2 separate regions of the Mus musculus genome follow, and region 1 is linked to region 2. Evidence: chromatin loops called from intact Hi-C (ENCODE). Cell type or tissue: left cerebral cortex. All regions are shown on one strand. Each heading gives the region's core, and the rest is flanking DNA. Links, peaks and the distances in the headings are about the cores only. Region 1 holds the start of Gm44700 (a long non-coding RNA gene). Region 2 holds the start of Lgals4 (lectin, galactose binding, soluble 4).

What was found. Hi-C counts contacts between places; a loop is a spot of excess contacts. Peaks named below come from ENCODE experiments on the same cell type or tissue, not always from the same donor. Only the 100,000 strongest peaks of a DNase experiment are listed, where the experiment ranks them.
Region 1: a loop joins it to region 2, with 1.8 times the contacts of the local background. A loop is called at or near these places in 2 of 42 quality-filtered maps.

Annotation. Positions count from the first base shown.
Region 1 is chr7:28,884,433-28,894,071 of GRCm38, reverse strand. It overlaps Capn12 (calpain 12), which reads right to left. Exons shown (of 21, transcript NM_001110807.1): 5 at 8,176-8,344; 6 at 7,627-7,701; 7 at 7,454-7,539; 8 at 7,300-7,374; 9 at 6,336-6,499; 10 at 6,017-6,252; 11 at 5,642-5,653; 12 at 5,252-5,460; 13 at 4,957-4,999; 14 at 4,816-4,875; 15 at 4,234-4,291; 16 at 3,846-3,916; 17 at 3,686-3,748; 18 at 3,083-3,161; 3 more. The coding sequence ends at 1,084. Actn4 (actinin alpha 4) reads left to right here. Exons shown (of 21, transcript NM_021895.3): 21 at 1-824. Gm44700 (a long non-coding RNA gene) reads left to right here and starts at 5,120. Exons shown (of 2, transcript XR_003946619.1): 1 at 5,120-5,683; 2 at 5,921-7,209. In left cerebral cortex, for the core only: a CTCF peak has its summit at 215 (motif pointing right); DNase peaks (open chromatin) are centred at 227 and 5,161; H3K4me3 peaks cover 796 bases; H3K27ac peaks cover 575 bases.
Region 2 is chr7:28,830,921-28,840,559 of GRCm38, reverse strand. It overlaps Ech1 (enoyl coenzyme A hydratase 1, peroxisomal), which reads right to left. Exons shown (of 10, transcript NM_016772.1): 7 at 9,273-9,343; 8 at 9,100-9,171; 9 at 8,693-8,843; 10 at 8,321-8,556. The coding sequence ends at 8,452. Lgals4 (lectin, galactose binding, soluble 4) reads right to left here and starts at 6,766. Exons shown (of 10, transcript NM_010706.2): 1 at 6,334-6,766; 2 at 6,024-6,112; 3 at 4,529-4,733; 4 at 2,804-2,944; 5 at 266-298; 6 at 108-146. The coding sequence starts at 6,378. In left cerebral cortex, for the core only: no CTCF peak of the experiment used is centred there; no DNase peak of the experiment used is centred there.

The DNA.
Region 1 (9,639 bases), core at 204-8,203, 54 kb before region 2:
GTAGGGGAGGGAGGCTTGGCAATCAGCATTTCTGGTCTGCTAAATATATACGCTGTGCTGTGGGTTCTTAGCCGATTGGAGGGGACAACGGACTCCTGTGCCCCAGAGATACCTTCCTATCCCAGGTCCCCTCTGCCCCTGAGGCCCCTTCAAAGCCTCTCACATCTAGGCCAAAGCCCCATGTGCCTTGTCCAGGAACCGCCTGCCCTAAGAAGTCCAGCAGAGGGCACCCAGCTCCCCTGGACCAGATTCCAGTGGCTCCTCCCAGGAGCAGAGGACCTGCCATAGCCCTTCTCTGCCTCAGGAGTGGCTGCGGGGCAATCAGCCCCAGCCCACCTGGCCTCTGAGTCTCAGATTTTCTAAGGACCAAAACCAACAAAACACAAAGAATGGAACAGAAACAAACAAAAAAATCATTTAAAAAAAAAAAAAGGAAAAAAAAAACTTAAAAAAAAAAAGAAAACTTTAAAAACTTAAGACCTTCCAGAGAATTACTATTTACTTTATTAACTTACGGATTTATTATATAAATATATATCCATCTAGCTGCATATCTCTGCCACCTCTCTCACTCTCATAATGAAGACATAGCTGATTCAATGCCCTCCCCAGTCCCTCCTGATTTTCCCCTCGTGGCGGTGGGCAGAGGTCTCTGGGGACCTTCTGAGGTGGAGGCAGGCTGCTGGCCTGCCTGCCTGGTCGTTAATGGGTTTCTCTCCACTCGCCCCCTTGAGTTTATTCTGATTGATTTTTATTTTCTTGGTTTCTGGATAAACCACCCTCTGGGGATGGGAGAATAAAACATGTAATATTTTTAAGAAGGACTCTGGTGTCATCTTCTCCCTGCATCTCTGTTCATGCCCCAAGGAGCTGGCAGTGCCCACCAGCCCAGTGCCTGTGTGGGGGTTGTGCCCCTCTCTAAGCAGGGACTGACATGAAGAGGCTTCAAAAGGAAGGGTGGCAGTTCTGTTTGGGATGGCTCCAGCTCGTAATCCCAGCACTTGTGAGGCCGGCCAGGGTTACATAGCCACCACCTTTGTGACAGTGAGTCGGGCAGCAGGGTGACCTCCCTCAGCTTCAAACCTATGAGAAGGTAGCCACCTCCGACCACTGAAGAGAAAAGAAAGATACCCTTGAGGCAGAGGCCCTGGGATGGTGCTAGAGCCACACTGTCCCTCGGGCCAGCTCACCTGTTTGTGGGTCAGGCAGACGACCCCCTCGCCGCCATCCAGGTGTTGGCAGCAGTGGCCTGTGTGGGAGAGGCCAGGGTGAGTACGCAGCACCAGCCCTGATGCACACCCCACCACACCCTACCCTGCCTGCCAGGAGTACTCACGGAAGATGCAGGTGAGCCGGGCTGCACAGCACACGAAGCGCTCGAAGTCCACACGGAGCCGGCTGTCCCGGTAGCGGCTAGTGAGGGACTGGGTCAGCTGGTTGTTGAGGTGGAAGCCTACGAGGAGGCCGCCTTGTTTATTGTGTTTACAGTATCCACGTGTGGTGCTGCTTATTTTAGTGTTGGGGGTGGGCACACGTACATGGGGAGCGTCTTCCTCAGTCCTTTCTCTACTGAGGCCGAGGCTCACCGAGATCACTTGCCCTTCACGTGGGTGCTGGGGATCTGAACTCTGGCCCTCACACTGGAGTTGCAAGTAAAAGTTCCTTACCTACGCAGCATTCCTGTGTGCTGTTTGAAAGAAGCTGTCCTCTAACTCCTACATAGCCAAGGACTGTCACCAGCTCCTGAGGCCCCTGCCCCTCCTCGGGTGCCAAGAGTTCAGCCTGTGGTTTATGTGGTACTCGATCTAGAACTCAGGGCCTCCAGCACGCTTGAGGAGCACTCTCCAACTGATGTGGGCCTTTTGTGGCTGTTTTGGAGTGTTGGGGGTGGAACCCCGGGGCCCTTGCATAGGCCAAGCAAATGCTCTCTCCGTTGAGCTACAACCCCAGCCCTCTGGGAAGTTAGTGTGACACTTAAGTTGCTTAGGCTGCTTCTCAAGGTGCCAACAGGTGCAGCTTTGTGATTGCGCCTTCAGAGGTTGACGGACTATCTCCCCGACTGGGTACCACTGTGTGACTCTTCCTCTGAGGCCGCACCTAAAGTCTAGACATTGGCTCTGTCACATCTGCTGTAGAATCACAATGCAATGGATTTCTAGAAGCCCTAAGGCCCAAGGACTTGTCCCTCCCAGCTTCCATGAGCCCCATACAGTCTCAAAGATAACTGTACAAGTTTGTATTGTACCTTTGTGTGCTCATTCAACAGATGCTGCCCCTCCCACCCCCACGAACACCAGGCACACCATGCCCAGAGCTAGGTGGCCTGAGGCAGGTCGGTGTCCCTCTGATGTCCATGTACCCTGAGTATTGGTCTATGCTGGCCCAGGGCTGAAGGGAAACCTGGCTAGATGGCAGTAGTTCCTGACCCAGGAGCCCTCTGTCAACCTCTTAGAATTGCTGAAGATTCCCAGGCAAACATTATTATCAGACTCCTATCCAAAACAACCAGGCACTCTGGGATGAATGGATGGATGATCGAGTAAGTTCCCGACCTCCCCTCTGTCCTGTGTCCACTGCTTTAGTTCAGCACCCTGGCCCCCACCTTGGACTCTGCCTTGGGATCTTGTCTTCCATGTTCTTGGCCACTATTCTAGGTCTCATACTTGTAGTCTCTCATCTCTCACTAGCCTACGTGCCGCCCCCTGCCTGCCTGCCCCGGCTCCTACTTAGTGGTCACAGATGAACCCATGGAGGCATGGAGCTGACGGTCTTCTGAAATCACGATAATCCCACCCTAACATACATTTCTCCATGGCTTAGGATGGGATTTTCATCCTCTGTTGTATAACTCCGTAGCCTCATAAGGTGCTTTAGGGTATCTGGGGTGTTCTGTGGCATCTTGTGGGCTCCTTGCCATACTACACATTAGCCATGCCACAGATAAGCAGTCAGAGCCTCCAGGGAAGGAAATGGGCTCTGGCACTTGTGGACAGCCTATTAGGGATGGCCACAGCTGAGGGATGCAGACAAGAATTTGAGGATGGGTTGCTGTCCCTACAGCATCCCAGGTCCTCAGCCACACCTGCAGCAGTCAGTGCCAGCCTCAGTTCACAGGAGTTCATTGTCCCAGAGGCATCTTCATCAAACTTGTCAAATGTGGCCTGGAAGGTGGAGAGGCAGGTGGGAGTCAGTATCACAAGTCCAGCCCCAGAGTGATGCTCTTGCACCTTGAAGTAGCTAAGAGACGGCCTCAGCTCTGGTGGCTTCTGGGTGGGCACCACTCTACACCTGTGAGAAGGAGACAAGCTCCCAGGCTGTTGGGGACAAGTTCAAATCCATCTACCCACGAAGGTTAGGGAAGAGTCAGTAGCAGGGAGTTATCACTATGATCAGTTCTGGGACCCTTGAGCTCCTCCCCTTGAAGGAGTACCCATTAGTAGCTAAGCAGAGGCTCCTCGAAGGGGAGGTGACAGGCCTGTGGTTGGTCACCTGGCAAGGAAGAAGCTGAGCTGGGACCTGGAATTCCAACAGGAACCAGAGGCAGCTCTAGATCACTACATTTGGTGCCCTCAGAGGGCCACTATGGGGTGACAGGGACTTTATATCCTCGTTGGCAGTGCCCCCTTTGTCCATCCACACAATATCAGTGTCTAGAAGGAGGCAGCTGCTCTCAACCCTCACCTACCTGCCATGACATGAGATGGCCCCAGAGCTCCTGGAAGTGGTGTAGGGACAGTCTTTGCCCACGCTGCAAGTGAGGACACCTGGTTACAATCAATGTCCCCTAAAAGGCAAGGAAAAGCCCAGCATCCCTGTCCCTCCTCTCCATATACTACCCCACGTACCCCAAAACACTGCACAAGCTGTTCGCAGGTCCTAAGCCCAATCTCTCCAGGGGTCCTGGTGTTGGCCCTCGCTGCAAAAAAATCCAGCACCCCTTGCATGTAGGCCAACACTGCAAGAGCACTGCAGACTAACTCCCTGCAGTGGGCATATCATAGAAGCAGGTGCTGAGAGTTCATGCCTGAAGAACCAACCAAGCTGGGGTTCTACATTTCTGCCCCCACCTCTTAGAGGAAGTGGGGCGTGGCTGCGAGTGATCATGGCCCTCACATAACCTTGTAGGAAGTCCTGTTCCTGTGCCTGGCGCCCTAGCTTCATCACACATAGAGCCTGTATAGCTATGGTGCTTCAGTTGCAAGGACCCCCACCTCAACCTCCAGCCAAACTCACCAGGTTCCAGAGCAATGCTTATTAAGGTCTGCAGCTGAAGCGCGTTGAGTTCCTCCTCCTAATCAGGAAAGAACCACTCAAAACATCCAGCCAACAATCCACTCTGGGCCAGGCCCTGTGCTCCATAGGACTGACGGCATGGCTGTGGCTGCCTTCCTAGGGTCCAGCTAGAGGAGGCAGGCCTGTCCTCAGAGTGGTCAGGACAGTGGTGGGAGACACACTGTGGGGGCCCACCGTGGGCAAGTGACAGAGGAAGGCACTTGGGAAAGATGTTTTGAGTCTGGCAGGGGATGGGAACCTTCAGAGGAAGGAGGTGCAGACCCAGCAAAGGCCTTGAGACAATTTGAGCATTCCCAGAATAAAGAAAAGATACCCCAAACCCCAGCAAAGTGACTCAGGTTTAACCCCAGCATGGGTAACCCGAAGGAGGCCAGTCTGGGCTACAGAATACATAGCTGTTCCTGGATATCCTGATCTACAGTGTTTGATTTGGTTTAGGGTTTGTTTTGTTTTATAAGACATCTAAGGAGAGAGGGGAGCTCGTTGTCATTTGGCTGGGCATCCCCAGTCCCCGACTCTTACCTCTCCAGCCAGCTCCAAAAATAGCTGTGCCAACTCCAGCTCCAGGGGCTTGTAGGGGGCCTGTGGGGAGGAGGAGTTCAGTTCCTTCCCAAAGCCCTGCCCGCCCTCTAGAGTCTTGTCCCCACCTACAACAGTCCTCACCTGGAGGGCGTCCAGGTCTGCGCTGATCACGTCATCGATCTCCCTGCAAGTTACAGAAAAAGGGGAGGCGTTCGGGCGGAGGTCTCAGCAGAGGAAGTGGATATAGTCAAAGGCAGTGTGGGTTTTGGGGAGAAGGGAATCCCTGGGTAGGGCAGGGCTGAAGATGCAGGGACAGGGATTTGTGATTCCTGGGCGGGGCTTGGTGCCAGGGGCGGGGCCTATGATTCTAGATTGAGGTTCCTGGGCCGGGGTCGGGATGCCCCTGGTAAGGCTTATGGAGGGTACACTGGCTCACACTGCGGTGTGGCTGCGCTCCGAGAAGATGCGCAGAGTGAAGTCGGCTTCATCGCCTACGCGCGAGGCGCTGGGTACCACCAGGTAGTGGCCAGGCGGCAGGCGACAGCGACGGCTCACGTCGCGGCGGGCGCAGAAAACCGAGCGGTCGGCGCGCAGCAGTCCCGGCAAGAGCGCGCGGCTGCGCGGGGAGTCCCAGAGGTCCAGCAGCTGCGGGCAGGGGGGCATGACCACCACCCACCCGAGCTCCCCACCCAACCCTCTGATAGCCTCCACCGCGCCATTTCCCACACACACCCAGACTGTCTGGCCAGGCCCTCCCGTGTTCCCAGGCTTCCTGCCCTGGTCCATCAAGCCCTAGGGTAATTCTGGAGCCGCATCTGATACCCACCTCCTCCGGAATCTGCAGGAAGAAAACACCAAGGGAATGAAGGTTGGAGAGCTCGCAGATTTCCTTCCTCCCCTTCCACACCTCTCACACCCCTCCTTCTTTCTGAACCCTTAATATTTCCTCATCTTTGACCTAGGTCCTCTCTGACCCCTCCCCCAACCCTTTCCTTTCCACCTGTGCCCACATCCCTTCTCTGGCCCTTTGGTCCCCTCCTGCTCTCGGACCCTCAACGTTTTTCTCTTCCTGTTCCTGAATCCCTTTCTCCAATGATATCTGCAGTGGCACTCCTCTTTGAACCCACAGTACACTTCTGCCCATAACGGTGCCCTTGTGACCCTCTGCCCCTCCAGACCCTCAACTTGACCTTGGCCTCACCTGGAACACGTGGAAGCCCACAGTGAGGTAAGTGAGGCCCTTGGCCCTCAGACACCGGCGGTTGCGCTGGATGAGTGACAACAGGACCGTGCACTTGGGGACTCGGCCTCCTCTCGCCGGGCCCCGGGCCCCTGCCGCTCCCCAGCCTCCCCAGGGTCCCTCTTCATCATCGTCATCCTCTTCCTCATCAGGCTCCAGCAGTGTCAGCCGGAACTGGGGGTTGGTCCAGAAGTTTTCTGACAGAAAAGAAGGAGGTGGAGTTCCCATCCTGCCACAAGCCTCACCCAAGTTTGCTTCTCAGGGGTCCCCAAGGCCTCACCAGCGCTGGGCTGACTCCCACCGGAGTTGAAGCCTCGCACCCAGCGGCCCTGGAAGATGTGGATATGCCAGCCGCCGCCAGCAGGGCTGGGGCCCAACACCTCAGGACTCAGTGAACAAATCTGCACTGTGTTGAAGTGCGTGAGAAAGTCTTGAAGCTCCATCCTGGAAAGCACCAGCCGTGAAAAGTACCCAGCCACTCCAGAGCCCGGCTTGAGGGGCCCCAGAAGTGCCCCCAGTTCCCTAAAGACTGCAGAATAACTTCCAATCTCCAGAAACCCCGAAGCCTTCAGGCCTTGGCAATGTCTCCAAGTCCTCACAAATACCTTATCTCGGGAAGGAGTCACAAACGCCTCTCAACATATTCAAATTAGCATTAGAAAACCCGCAAATAGGTCTGGGAAAATGGCCGAGCCAATAAAAGCCACTGCTGTCCAAGCCTGACAAGCTGAGAGTTTGACCTTAGCATCTCACAGTGGAAGGAGAGGACTGATCCTCTCACCACCAATGGAGAAATAGAAAAGTTTTAAATTATATATAGTTAAAGCCTCCCCAGATTCCCCCTAAATATGGTTCTATTCCAATTAAATCTCCCAAAATCACTGACTCTACATTCCTTTAGATCCCCTCATGCCTGTAATTCCATCCTTGCCTTTTGGAAAGCTGAGGTCAAAATATGGCCATGAGACAAGGACTAGCCTGGTCTATATAGTGAGTTTTAAGCTAACCTAATTTCAGTGTTCTCCCTCTGAAAACAATGCCCTTTATAGTCCTGATCTTACTGCTTCTGCTCTAACTTTGCAAAAAAATAGATTTAGATTCCCACATCACAGCTGATAGGGACCATTGCTCTGCAACATGACCCATCCATCCCATGAGTTTCTCTGTGTCCTTTCTGGCCCTGCGTTCTAAGGCTCCTGTCCCAGCGGACCTCCCACCGGTAGAGTGGGTCCCTAAGAACTCACCAGAACTCGCCATCCTCCTTTTTCACAAGCAGGGCATCTCGCCACTCAGAAGGGAGCATGTCCCAGCGTGGGCAGCTGAGGAGACCAATGTGAGAGGAAGACATGTGGAGCCACGCCCCTGACCACGCCCCCACCCACCCCAAGCCCATCCTACCTGTCACTCCAGGGCCCGGACCACTCCACGCGGCCCCAGGGGTTCCTCAGCCGCAGCAGCCGCACCTTGGTGAAGCCCAGAGACATCTGAAGACAAAGTCATCAGTGAGGGTGGTGTGAGGGGCATCGTTACAGAGGGTAGGGTTAGCCCAGTCCACCTATGGAGCGTCTCACCTTGTGCGTGCCTGTGACAGAATAAGCATGTCCCTTCACCAGCCCTTCATCTGTGCGGATCTCACCCCGATCACTCTGGAGGAGGCGAAGATTGTGAGCCTCGGGTGGGAGGTAGAAGCATCTCTCCCCAGCCCCCCAACCCATCCTCATGCTTCCAATCCCGGAGCTCTCAAAGCAGCATAAAATGCCAAGGGACTCAGAGAGAGTGCTGGGGAGAGCAATTGGAGTAACAGATAGGAGATGGGGGAAACCCGGACTCTGCACTACAGGCCTGGGATTCGAGCAACACAGAAGGCTGATGCGTGACATGTTCAAGGCCCGTGTAGGTAACTTAGACTTTGCCTCGAAATGAAAAGTAAAAATGGAGGTGGGGGGAGGGATGTAGCTTATATGTAGAACTCTGGCCTAGAATCTATCATTGAGGATCTGGGGGGAGAGGGGGAGTCAACCGCAGAAGGTAAGAAAGACACTGGATGCTAAGGCTCCCCTCCCACCTCATCCCTGACTAAGTTGGTCTAGTGGAGGTCCACATGGGAGCCCAGCTCTCACCAGGGCAGTAGCACCCACAAGGGACTCCTTGGCCAATGCGTGGCGAAGGGCAGCAAAGACACCTGGAGTGTTTTGTCTCAAGTAGAGGACCTCACCCACGCCTCCTGTAAAGTCCACAAAAGCCTCGTTCATGTGACCTCCTCGCATTACCTCGTAGGAGCCATGGAGCCTGTTGGAGCAGGTAGAAGTAGGTCTAAGGTACAGAACATCTTGGGCCTAGGAGCTCTATCAGAATAAGGGTCTCCAGGACCTATAACCCAATTGTGTGTATGTGTATGTAATTTCTATATGTATGTGTTTTGCCTGCATGTATGTCTGTGCACCACATGTCATGTGTGCAGTGTCCATGGAAGCCTCAGATCCCTGGTACTGAAGTTACACATAGTCGTGACTGGGAATAAAAGTCAGGTCTTCTGGAAGAGCAACCAGTGCTCTTAACACTGAGCCATCTCTACAGATTCCCCACCCCAGCCCCCAGCCCTCCCTCTTGTCTTTGAGACCAAGCTTTGACTGACCAAGAACTCACTCTGTAGACCACATTTGTCTCAGAGTCCCAGAGATCCACCTGCCTCTGCTCTCAGAGTACTAGAGACAAAGTTGTTCTATAAGTGCTCAGCTAATTGGGTGTTTGTGTTTTGTTTAGACATGGTATTGCTATGCATCTCAGTCTGCCCTCAAACTTGCAATCCTCCTGCCTCAGTACACTTAGTACTACTGTGATAATAGGAGTAGGCTCAATCCCTGAACTATTCAGAGATGAGGTGGGAGACTCATCTGACACATGCTAGGCCTCTCATCTCTAGGGTCCATGAAACTGTGCAGTCTGGAAGCCATGGAAGAGCTGCACCAGAATTCTCAACTCTCCCTCAACCTTTGAGACTCTGGGAGCCTGTGAAGGCGATGCCTATGAGGACTTGTCAGGCCTTCCAGCGCACGGTAGCCTAATCCTATGATAAAGGATGGGCTGTCGATGTCTCAAAGGACCATGAGAGATGGCGTGAGGTTAAAGGCCCTTGAGGGAATAAGATTTGGCAAATCCAGGTTCTGATAGATGATGGGATTTCAGGATCCTTGGGAAATATGAGTATCAGTGGGATTCTTAGAATGTTTGTGGAAAATGTCATTTCCACAAAAAAAAAAAAAAAAGAAAGAAAGAAAGAGAGAAGAGAAGAGAAGAGAAGAGAAGAGAAGAGAAGAGAAGAGAAGAGAAGAGAAGAGAAGAGAAGAGAAGAGAAGAGAAGAGAGGAAGGCCTTTAAGATTTGAAAATTCTGCTGGGTAGTGGTGTATGCCTTTAATCCCAGCACTCAGGAGGCAAAAGCAGGCAGATCTCTATGAGTCTGAGGTCAGCCTGCTCTACAGAGTGAGTTCCAGGACAGCCAAGTTACACAGTGAAATCCTGTCTTGAAGAACCATAAATAAACAAACAAACAAGCAAACAAACAAGATTAGAAGATTCACAGGCT
Region 2 (9,639 bases), core at 787-8,786:
CTACTGTGTAAGATTTGACAAATACCTTATCCAACATGTCTTCATCCCTTTCCCAACTCCAAATTGTCCTCATCCCTCCATGAGCCCACCATGCGCCTCCCACTTACAGGCAAGGTGTTCATCTGTGGAGGGTTGTACCCAGGACTCTGGAATAGATAGACAGAAGGGAAGAAAGATGAAGGAATGCGGCGTCCTTTGTCCCCAAGCTTCCCTTACCATTACTCCAACTCTGTGGGAAACTGCCCACAGCCTAGCAGATACTTACCCCAGCAGGGTAAGCTGGAATAGTCATGGCTCCCTGTGGGTACAGAGAGGAAAGGAGGTCATGGCTGGGATCATAATTCTAGACTGGCAAGTGTTGAGGAGAATCCCTGGGCACCCCATTAGGTACATGGTCTACAGCCCCTGCTGTATTTTGGGATGGCCAGAGGCTCTGTGTCTTTAGGACAACTCCTGGTAAATTCTCTTCTTTGTTCCCTGCTCCACAACCGTGGGTCGATCCCTTCTGTCCTGGGATCCTCGTCCACCCCTCGTCTCCCCTTAGCCTAGGATCAGTCTGGAAAGTGGAATTCAGGAGGTAAATCTGGGCCTTGGTACTTCTTTCTAGGCCCATGATGACCAAAGTCCTGTCACCTATGCTTCACATACCCAACCCTAGAGCAAGCTGGAGTCGTGGGAGTCACAGAGATCCTGTTTAGCAGGCCCTCTGCTGTCTTCGCGGTTCAGCCTCTCTCGGAGCCACAGCTCTGTACATATGACCTGGACCCTGTCTGGACCCTTTCCCTCCTCCTCTTCCTCCTCTTCCTCCTCTTCCTCCACCTCCTCCTTCTCTTTTTTTCGTTGTTGTGGGTTTGTTTGTTTGTTCAGTTGGTTGGTTTGGTTTGGCTTTTTTGAGTCAGGGTTTCTCAGTATAGCTCTGGCCATCCTAGAACTCACTTTGTAGACCAAGGCATCCTCGAACTCAGAGATCCACCTGCCTCCACCTTCAGAGTGCTGGGATTAAATGGTGTGCCACCACCGCAGGCTCATCATCCTCATTTTTACTGTCTCTGTTTTCTCCTCCTTTTAATTAACTCCTATTCTGAAAGTTCTTCAAATCAATCAATCAATTCATTTCTCTGTCTCCATCCCCCCACAGTCCCCTTCCCAAAACACAAACACCAGGGTGTTGATCTGTGGCCCAGGCTGGTCTCCTTGCAGTGAACATTCTGCCTCAGCCTCCTGATGCTGGGATCACAGGCAGTAGTCACCATGCTGGGCTGGACTCCATATTTGGCATCAGCGCTCCCCCACCCCTACCCCACCCCCATGACAGTGTGTCTGTAACTTGTTCCGTCTCCCCTTCAGGTGATAAACTCCCCATTTTGATCCATCGACTTGTTGAAGAGCAGGCTGATCATTTTTTATTTTTAAAATATTTATTTACTAAATTTTCATGTATGTGCCTAAGTACACATCTGTGACCCCTGTGGGGGTCAGAGGAGGGCTCAGAGTCCCCGGAACTGGACTTACAAATGACTATGCACTTGGGAGCTGGCAACTGGACCTAGGTCCTTCTGGTTTATTCAAGACAGGGTCTCACTATTTAGGTCTGGCTGTTCTGGCACTCCCTATGCAGACTAGGCTGGCATTGAACTCACAGAGATCCACTTGCCTCTAGTTCTCCAGCACTGGGATCCGAGGTGTGTGCCTAATGGTTACACCTGCTCTTTACTGCCATCTCCAGCCCCCAGGCTGAGAGTTTCAACTTTCAGGCTTTTGTTGGTTAGTTGATTGGCATTAAAGAAACTGGGGAACTCATCCCTCACGCTACGTTAGCTTACTGTAGCTGAGCCAGGCTCCTAGCAGCTCACTGGGGCACTGTAGGCAGATGCCCACCCTACCATTAAGCAAGCTTCAGCTTGCGACATTGGGAATTGGCGTGCTGGTTTATTGCAGTGGGTGTGTGTCAGAGGCTCTGCAGGCTGCGTGCCTGGGTGTGGACCTTCTAGGACACTGGGTCCTATGTTTTCTTGACATTCAGATCTAGCTCTCCTGGCCAATTTCCAAGGCGATTGCATCCTATTGCCCTCTGAGCAGCCATCTGGTAGCCATGCTAGCTGATTCGAATGCCTGCCCTGCCCGCAGGTCATGTGATACCGTGTTACACCTTTTCCTTTACAACCGGATGGGGACCCAGTGGCAAGTCACCATGGCTTCGAGTTGCCCCAGTGACCAATGTATTAAGCAATCTGTCCTGAATTCGTTTACTCTTTATCTGCTTGTCTTTTCTTTTTCTTTTTCTTTTTTTTTTTAAGATTTATTTATTATATGTAAGTACATTGTAGCTATCTTCAGATACACCAGAAGAAGGTGTCAGATCTCATTACGGGTGGTTGTGAGCCACCATGTGGTTGCTGAGATTTGAACTCCAGACCTTTGGAAGAGCAGTCAGTGCTCTTACCGGTTGAGCCATCTTGCTAGCCCCTGCTTGTCTTTTCTTATCTCACTTTCTGACTCTAATTACACACCTCTTCCTGCTCCTGGAAGCCCTTTGGACTGAGTCAGCTCCTTCCTTTGGGTGTTCAGAACACCTTGTTAACCCTTTCCCTGAGCCTAACCCTCTGCCTGAACCTCCTTATCTAGACTCTGACCATCTCTCTGCCTGCACACACCCCCACCGGTCACTGTCTATCTTTCTGGTGGACTGTCTTGGTCACCACAGGGTCCCTGGACCCATTCCTTAAAGGGACCAGGAGTGGAAACAGAGACGGTGGCCAATGTGCGAACAGGTCAAAGAGACAAATGAAGAGACGTTCCATACCGGATATGGGGCTGCAGCTGGTTGGCCTCCGAGGAAGTTGATGGACTGAAGTTCCAGGTCCCCATCCACTTGCAGATGGGTGACCATCTGTACAGGTAACCGGTGCCCGTATTCATAGAAGGAATTTCCGTTCACCACGACCTGGGGGACAGAGACAAGGTGTCAGACATCAGCAGCCGCAGCTGGCAAGCAAATGTGAGGAAATGGGAATGGGATTGGATTTATTTATTTAGTGCATGAGCGAGGGCACGTGTGTGCATATATGTGCAGGTGCACATGTGTGCACATTTATGTGGAGGCCAAAGGTCAGCTGTGAGTGTTGGGCCTCAGTACCTGTCTGCCTTGGTTTTTTGAATTGGGTCTCTCGCAGTAGACTAGGCTGGCTGGCTCCTGTCCCTGCTCCCCTGAGCTTGGATTATAGGCATGGCCCAGCATGGCTCAGCACTCCAGTTCATTATGTAGATGGCAAGGATAGAGCCCAAGCTCACAGCCAGCGCTTTACTGACTGACCCAGCCCTAAGGGATCTTTTTGATTTGAAGTCCAATGTATTTGTTGAGTTCTAGGAGCGCCTCGCCAGCAGGAATTTTGGGACTCAGGGACCAGAGGTCAAACTGAAGTACAAAGTCAACTCACAGTGGAGGGAGAGAAAGAATCAGGCCCGAGGGTTTGTATTGGCACAAAAGAACTTGGCTTGTAAGGTCTGGTTCTGGCATGGCCCTGGCTGTGTGACCTCGGGTAAGTTACTTTACCTTTCTGAACTTTTATTTAAAACCTTCCAGAATGGGAGTTGCTCATATCTGAGTTTGTCAAGAGGATGGCAACCAAGCCAGGCAAGGCAGAGGCTTACGGCAGACTGGAAGCAGCCTGCTGGACTTGGTGTCACCCTCCGTCTGATCATCGATCTATGTGACAGACATGGATCCGGAGCCAGTCCTAGAGGACTGAGGACTTCCTGTATGCTAAGTGCTGGGTCTGGTGACATCAATGTGCCACACTCAAGCTGGATATGGTGTACACACCTGCAGTTTCAGCACTCAGAAGGCTGAGGCAGGAGACTACCAAAGCCTCAGGACAGTTTGGGCAAAGAAGTGAAATCTTAAATTAAAAGTTCCAAAAAAAAAAAAAAAAAAAAAAAAAAGACTGGAAGTTTGGCAAGATGGCTCAGCAGCTAGAGGCTCTCTGCGCTGAGTCTGACAACTGGAATTAGATCCTAGCATCCCCCCATAAAAAGTCAGGAGAGCCAGGCGAGCCTTTAATCCCAGCACTAATGAGGCAGAGAGGCAGGTAGAGCTCTGTGAGTTCGAGGCCAGTCTGTTCTATATAGTGAGTTCCAGGAGAGCTGGGCCTATATAGAGCATATATAAAGAATATAAAGAGAATATATAAAGAATATTAAAAAAATTAAAAGAGAGCTAGGGCTGTGGCTTTGTTATAGAGAGGGCACTTTGCATCTGCCCAGTATGCCCAAGGCTTCTGTCCACCAGGGTGGATGTCAGGGAGGGCAAGAGAGAAAGAGGGTTATAGGACAGTGGGGAGGCTGCAGGGAGGGAGGGCTGCAGACAGGGAGGGCTTCAAGCAGAGAAGGAGGGCTACAGGCAGGGAGGGGGCTGCAGGGAGGGAGGGGGCTTCTGGGGAGGGAGGGTTGCAGACAGGGAGGGCTTCAAGCAGGGAAGGAGGGCTACAGGCAGGGAGGGGGCTGCAGGGAGGGAAGGAGAGGCCCCCACCTTGTAGTGCTCAGGCATGACCATGAACACCAGCTCGAAGTGCTTGCCCTTCTGGAAAGGCATGCTCTTCTTCTTCTCTTCCTTGCCCCATTGTCCACTTTGCATCGTGTTGAAGACCACCTTGTCCCAGCCATCAAAGCGGGGATTGAAGTGGAAAGCAACATCCGCCCCATCATCCTGCCCCACAGCGAAGTTCACGTGGAACCTGGTGGGATGTAAGGCATGGTTCACAGTGCTGCCCGCCTGTGCATGGGGCCTGGTGGGATGTGAGTTATGGTTCACAGTGCTGCCCGCCTGTGCATGGGGCCTTCAGTAAGGAGTCCTGACTTCATCCTGACTGGGCACTCTTGACCCAGCTCACAGGGAGGTAGGGAGCCTGCGTTCCCTAAGAGTCTTGTGGCAACACCTCCTCTCTACCTCTCTTTCTCATCTCCCCTGAGCCTCTTCAATGATCAGGGCAAATCGGACTCCTTTCTTTCTTATATTGTTTTCTTTGGGAGGTTGAGGGGGTGATGTAGCCCAGGCTAGCCTCTAACTTGTGCCCTTCCTGCCTTAGCTTGCAAAGGGTTGGGATTACTGCTGTGCATCACCTGAGAGGGCAAGGGTTTTTGTCCCCACCCTCTCTGCTCCTAGTACTAGGCATGGTGTGGCTAGCCAGGGCTACATGGTGAGACCACTGCCTCAGAAACAAAACAAAACCCACAAAAAAAAAAAAAAAAACAATGTGAAAGGTGATTGAGGTGACACCAGAAGTTGACCTCTGGTCTCCACATGCACACAGATGCACCTGCACATACACCTACACACATGGGCACACACACTTGTGCACACATATGTGTGCCCACACACAAACACAAAGGTGGATGATGCCTGAGAAAGACATTTGAGGTTATCTTCTGTCTCACACAAACATGCATGTACACACACATGTACATATACTCTGCACACACATATATACCAAGCTGAACCATGGAAAAAGCCAAGCCTTAGTGGAATTGCTCTTTTGCACACTGAAACCTGACAATCATCCCATTTTACAGATTGGAAGCTGAAGTACAGAGATGTTCAGTAGCAATCTGAATCACACAGTGGCTGAGTACCCTCCACACACAGGGGACAAGGGAGGTGACCTCAGGGCATGGCTCTGACCTTGTGATCTGAATTAACTCTCAAGTCTGTCACTTCAGGGTATTGTCCCAGTCATAGAGCCACCTCTTGTAGTGACCCCTTCCTGACTTCTCTTGGCCAATCTTGATATGACCCGCACAGCCCTTAGTCTACTAGCCCTCCACTGCTTCCTTCCTTTGCTCACTTCCTAGGTTGGGGTCTCCCTGTTCATTTCTGTCCCCATAGGCCATTTGTACTCCACAAGCCACCAGAGGAACCCTGTGAACAATGGACTCTCAGCATATTTCAAACCACCTGGCATCAGAGTTAGGGAAGGCGAAGGCCCCTCCCTGGGGTGAGCGGGGAAGTGCGCTGGGGACTGTCTCACCGTCTCATGTTCTCTTTGGCCATTCCTTGGATGTAAACGGACATCCCGACACTGAGGCCACCTGGGATGGGTCTCTTGTAGGGCAGAGTCTGTAGAAGGGACCAGGTGAAGAGCCTCAGAGGTTGCCTGCCAGCCACAACCCTTTCCTCTCACCCCAAAGACTCTCAGTCCCTTAAGCGGGGGAGATGAGACTTAGGGTAAGGAGCTAAGGATATGGGTCAATAGGAGAATACTTGCCCAGCATAGCAAAGGGAGAAAACGAGAAAATGGGGCTGGGGAAGAGAGGTGTGGGCTCAGGTGGGCATCTCACCGGATTGTAGGTGGGCTGGTAGCCCGGTGCTGGAACATAGGCCATCTTGAGAGTCTGGGCTGATAGCTTGCCTGGAGAGAAGAGATGTGTGGGAAGTGGTGGCTGGCTGCAGGTGGCCCTTATACTAGAGGGAGTGGCTGGCAGGGGAGAGAGTACAGGAGGTCTCTCTGGTGGAGACTTCTAGGGCACACCCTTGTCTCCCATCCTAGCAGGGATGCTGACCCTCTTAGGGCCCAGACAAGGAGGAAGTATTTCTGGACTTTGCCCTTGCAAGGCTTTATCAGAACCATAAAACCCTGCCCAGAGGACTGTTGGCAGAGGGAGGGTGGATCAGGTGGGCAGGGCAGGGGCTAGGCCACAGGAATGTCTGAACAGGTGGGCAACAGAAGCAGAGTAAAGGGCGGGTACCTCCTGACCCCACACGCTATGTAACAGGGGCCCAGTGCACACGCAGCTGGGGCCACAGGTTCTGGGTTCCAGTTCTGCCATTGGTGGCTGGCTGCAGGTGGCCCTCATACTAGAGTGACCCCAGCACTCGGGAGGCAGAGGCAGAATTACTTGCATGCTCAGGGGCAGCCTTGTCTGCAGAGCAAGACTCTGCCTTAAAAAAAAAAAAATTGCTGGGCACCATGGCAATGACTTTAAACCCTAGCATTTAGAAGATGGAGGAAGGCAGAGTTTGAGGCTCCCCTGCAGTGTCAAACTGGGGAGGGGCAGCTAAGTGGCTTAACAGTTAAATAGTCAATTCTGGAACAGCCAAGGCTATGTAAAAGACCCTGTCTCAGAAAAAGAAAGAAAGAGAGAGAGAGAGAGAGAGAGAGAGAGAGAGAGAGAGAGAGAGAGAAAGGAAGAAAGAGGAGAGGAAAGGAAGGAAGGAAGGAAGGAAGGAAGGAAGGAGAGGTAACAGAGAAAAAAAGGGAAAAAAGAAAAGAAAAAGAAGCTGTGTGGTGGTGGCTCACGCCTTTAATCTCAGCACTCGGGAGGCAGAGGCAGGCAGATTTCTGAGTTGGAGGCCAGCCTGGTCTACAAAGTGAGTTCCAGGACAGCCAGGGTTATACAGAGAAATCCTGTCTCGAAAAACCAAAAAAAAAAAAAAAAAAAAAAAAAAAAAAAGAAGAGAGCGGGCTGGGCCAGAGCTCAGAGGTGGAGCCCTGGGTCTGGCCTGTGTGGGGTCCTGGGCTCCAGCCCCACCGATGCAGGGAAGGAGAGAGCAAATGCTCACCACAGTAGTTAAGTGCCCAACACCGGATCGGCACTCAGCACACAGAAAACACTAAGTAAATGTTTGACCTCTTACACTCATTCCAAACATAAATCCAGATCATTCATGGATAAGAAAACAAACACACAGGGGGGGGGGGGGGGAGGAAACAACTGGCCAGATGTGGTGATGCACCTCGGTAAATAGGAATCTGGTGTCATTCTCAGCTACACAGTGAGTTCCAGGCCAGACTTGTCTACATGAAACTGTATCTAAAAATAAAATTAAATTAAAAGAGGAGTTGGGGAGGGGTGGCTGGGTGGCTTAACAGGTAAAGAAGACACTTGCCACCAAGTTCAACCCAAGGACCCATGTGATGGGAAGAGAATTAACTTCCTCCCAAATGCACACACACTAAGAAGCAACAAAAGTCAGCATGTCTGTAAAGGGCTGCGGAGACGGCAGAGGGGTAAGAGAAGAGCACTTGCTGCTCTTGCAAGGAAAAAAAAAAGAAAGAAGGAAGAAATGAACTGATTGGCTCAAGATGGGTAGCAATGAAGTCAGCTCAACTCCATGGCCCTACTGTGCGTCCTGAGGAGTGACACAGCTCACACAAGGACGGGCACAGGGAACAGGTGTCCCTTTCAGCCTTCCTGTTTCTGTTCTTTAAACACTTCCTCTTAGCCCGGTCAGATTTGCCCGCCTCCCTGCCTGCCCAGCTGCCCTCCCTGGAACTAGTGCCTCTGAGCCCCCACCCACTGCAGTAAAGACACCCCGCTGTGTTCAAACTTTATTGTTCACAGTGAAGATAAGGCCCCAGGAAATGAAGAACTAAGTCATAAAGTTATACACTGGGACACCCCATGGGAGGAGGCCTGGCTCCGTGGAGTCCTCCTCTCTCAGGGTCCGGAAGACATTCAGAGCTTGGAGAAGGTGATGCTTTTTGTGTCCCTCTTCTCCATGGCTGCCTGGACTGATTTGATGATGTCCTGGGTCTGCAGCATGCTCATGTTCCAGGTGGCCTGGATCAAGGGTGCGGGGAAGACCGGAAGGCGCCAATCAGAGGAGTGCGCATGTGCAGATTCTCCCCACTCGCCAAGCCCGCAGTTGTTCACCGTGGACCAGGGCGCACAACAGTTGGTGTAGGCAGGGCCTTACCATGTAGTCAAGGCTCTCGTCCACAGAATGGTCTCGGGAGTAGATGAGATTGATTTTTGACCCCTGCACAGCCACAGGGCTCTTGCTGGAAATATCAGCCGCCAGGGCAAAGGCTGCATTCAGCATGGCGTCCTTATCTTGGAACACGCGGCTGCCAGGGAAAGATTAGGTGAGGGGGACATCCTCTCCCTGCCCTGTGGATGACCAGGTGGCCTCCCAGAGAAAATGGGAAGCCCCAACCAAAGGGTTCAACCACATCCTCAGGCTCAGAAGAGCAAACAGGCACTCCAGCAAAGGCCATCTGGTCTCTGGAGTGAGGATACAGGGGACCATAGAGCCCCAATCTGCTGAGATGGCCCTGTCATGATGGCACTTCCCTGCCATCAGCTAGCCAATCAGGGCCCTACCTGACCAGCCCACTGTCCAGGGCCTCGTCAGCCATCATCTTGCGGGCAGAGAAGGTCAGCTCGTTGACCAGGCTACAGAATAGGGAGAGCAGATCAGAAGATCCTGTCAGCCTGAAAGGGGGGGGGTGGGCTGGGGGCTGGGCTGGCCCCTCCTCCATGGTCAGCCGCCTCACCTCTGGTTCCCGATGACCTTGGGCAGTCTCTGCAGTGTTCCTACATCAGCAGCCAAGCCCATATCTACCTCCTAGAGAGAAACACTTATCAGTGTTTGCTTGTTGCTTCCAACTCGGCTCAGGTCATCACGCATTGCTTGCAGAGGCTCCGCCATCCTCCAGCTCTGACAACCTCAAAATGTGCTGACCACCTGGCCCTCCAGCTTGCTCAAGAGGCCCTTTCCAGAACCCTTGGGCACCACTCTACCCCCTACCCTCTCCAGCATAGCTGGCAGTCCCAGCTCTCTTTCTATGTACAGAACACTAGCTCATTCATGAGAGTGCCCATGATGGCATCCTGTACAAATGAGCTTACATCCCCCTTTTG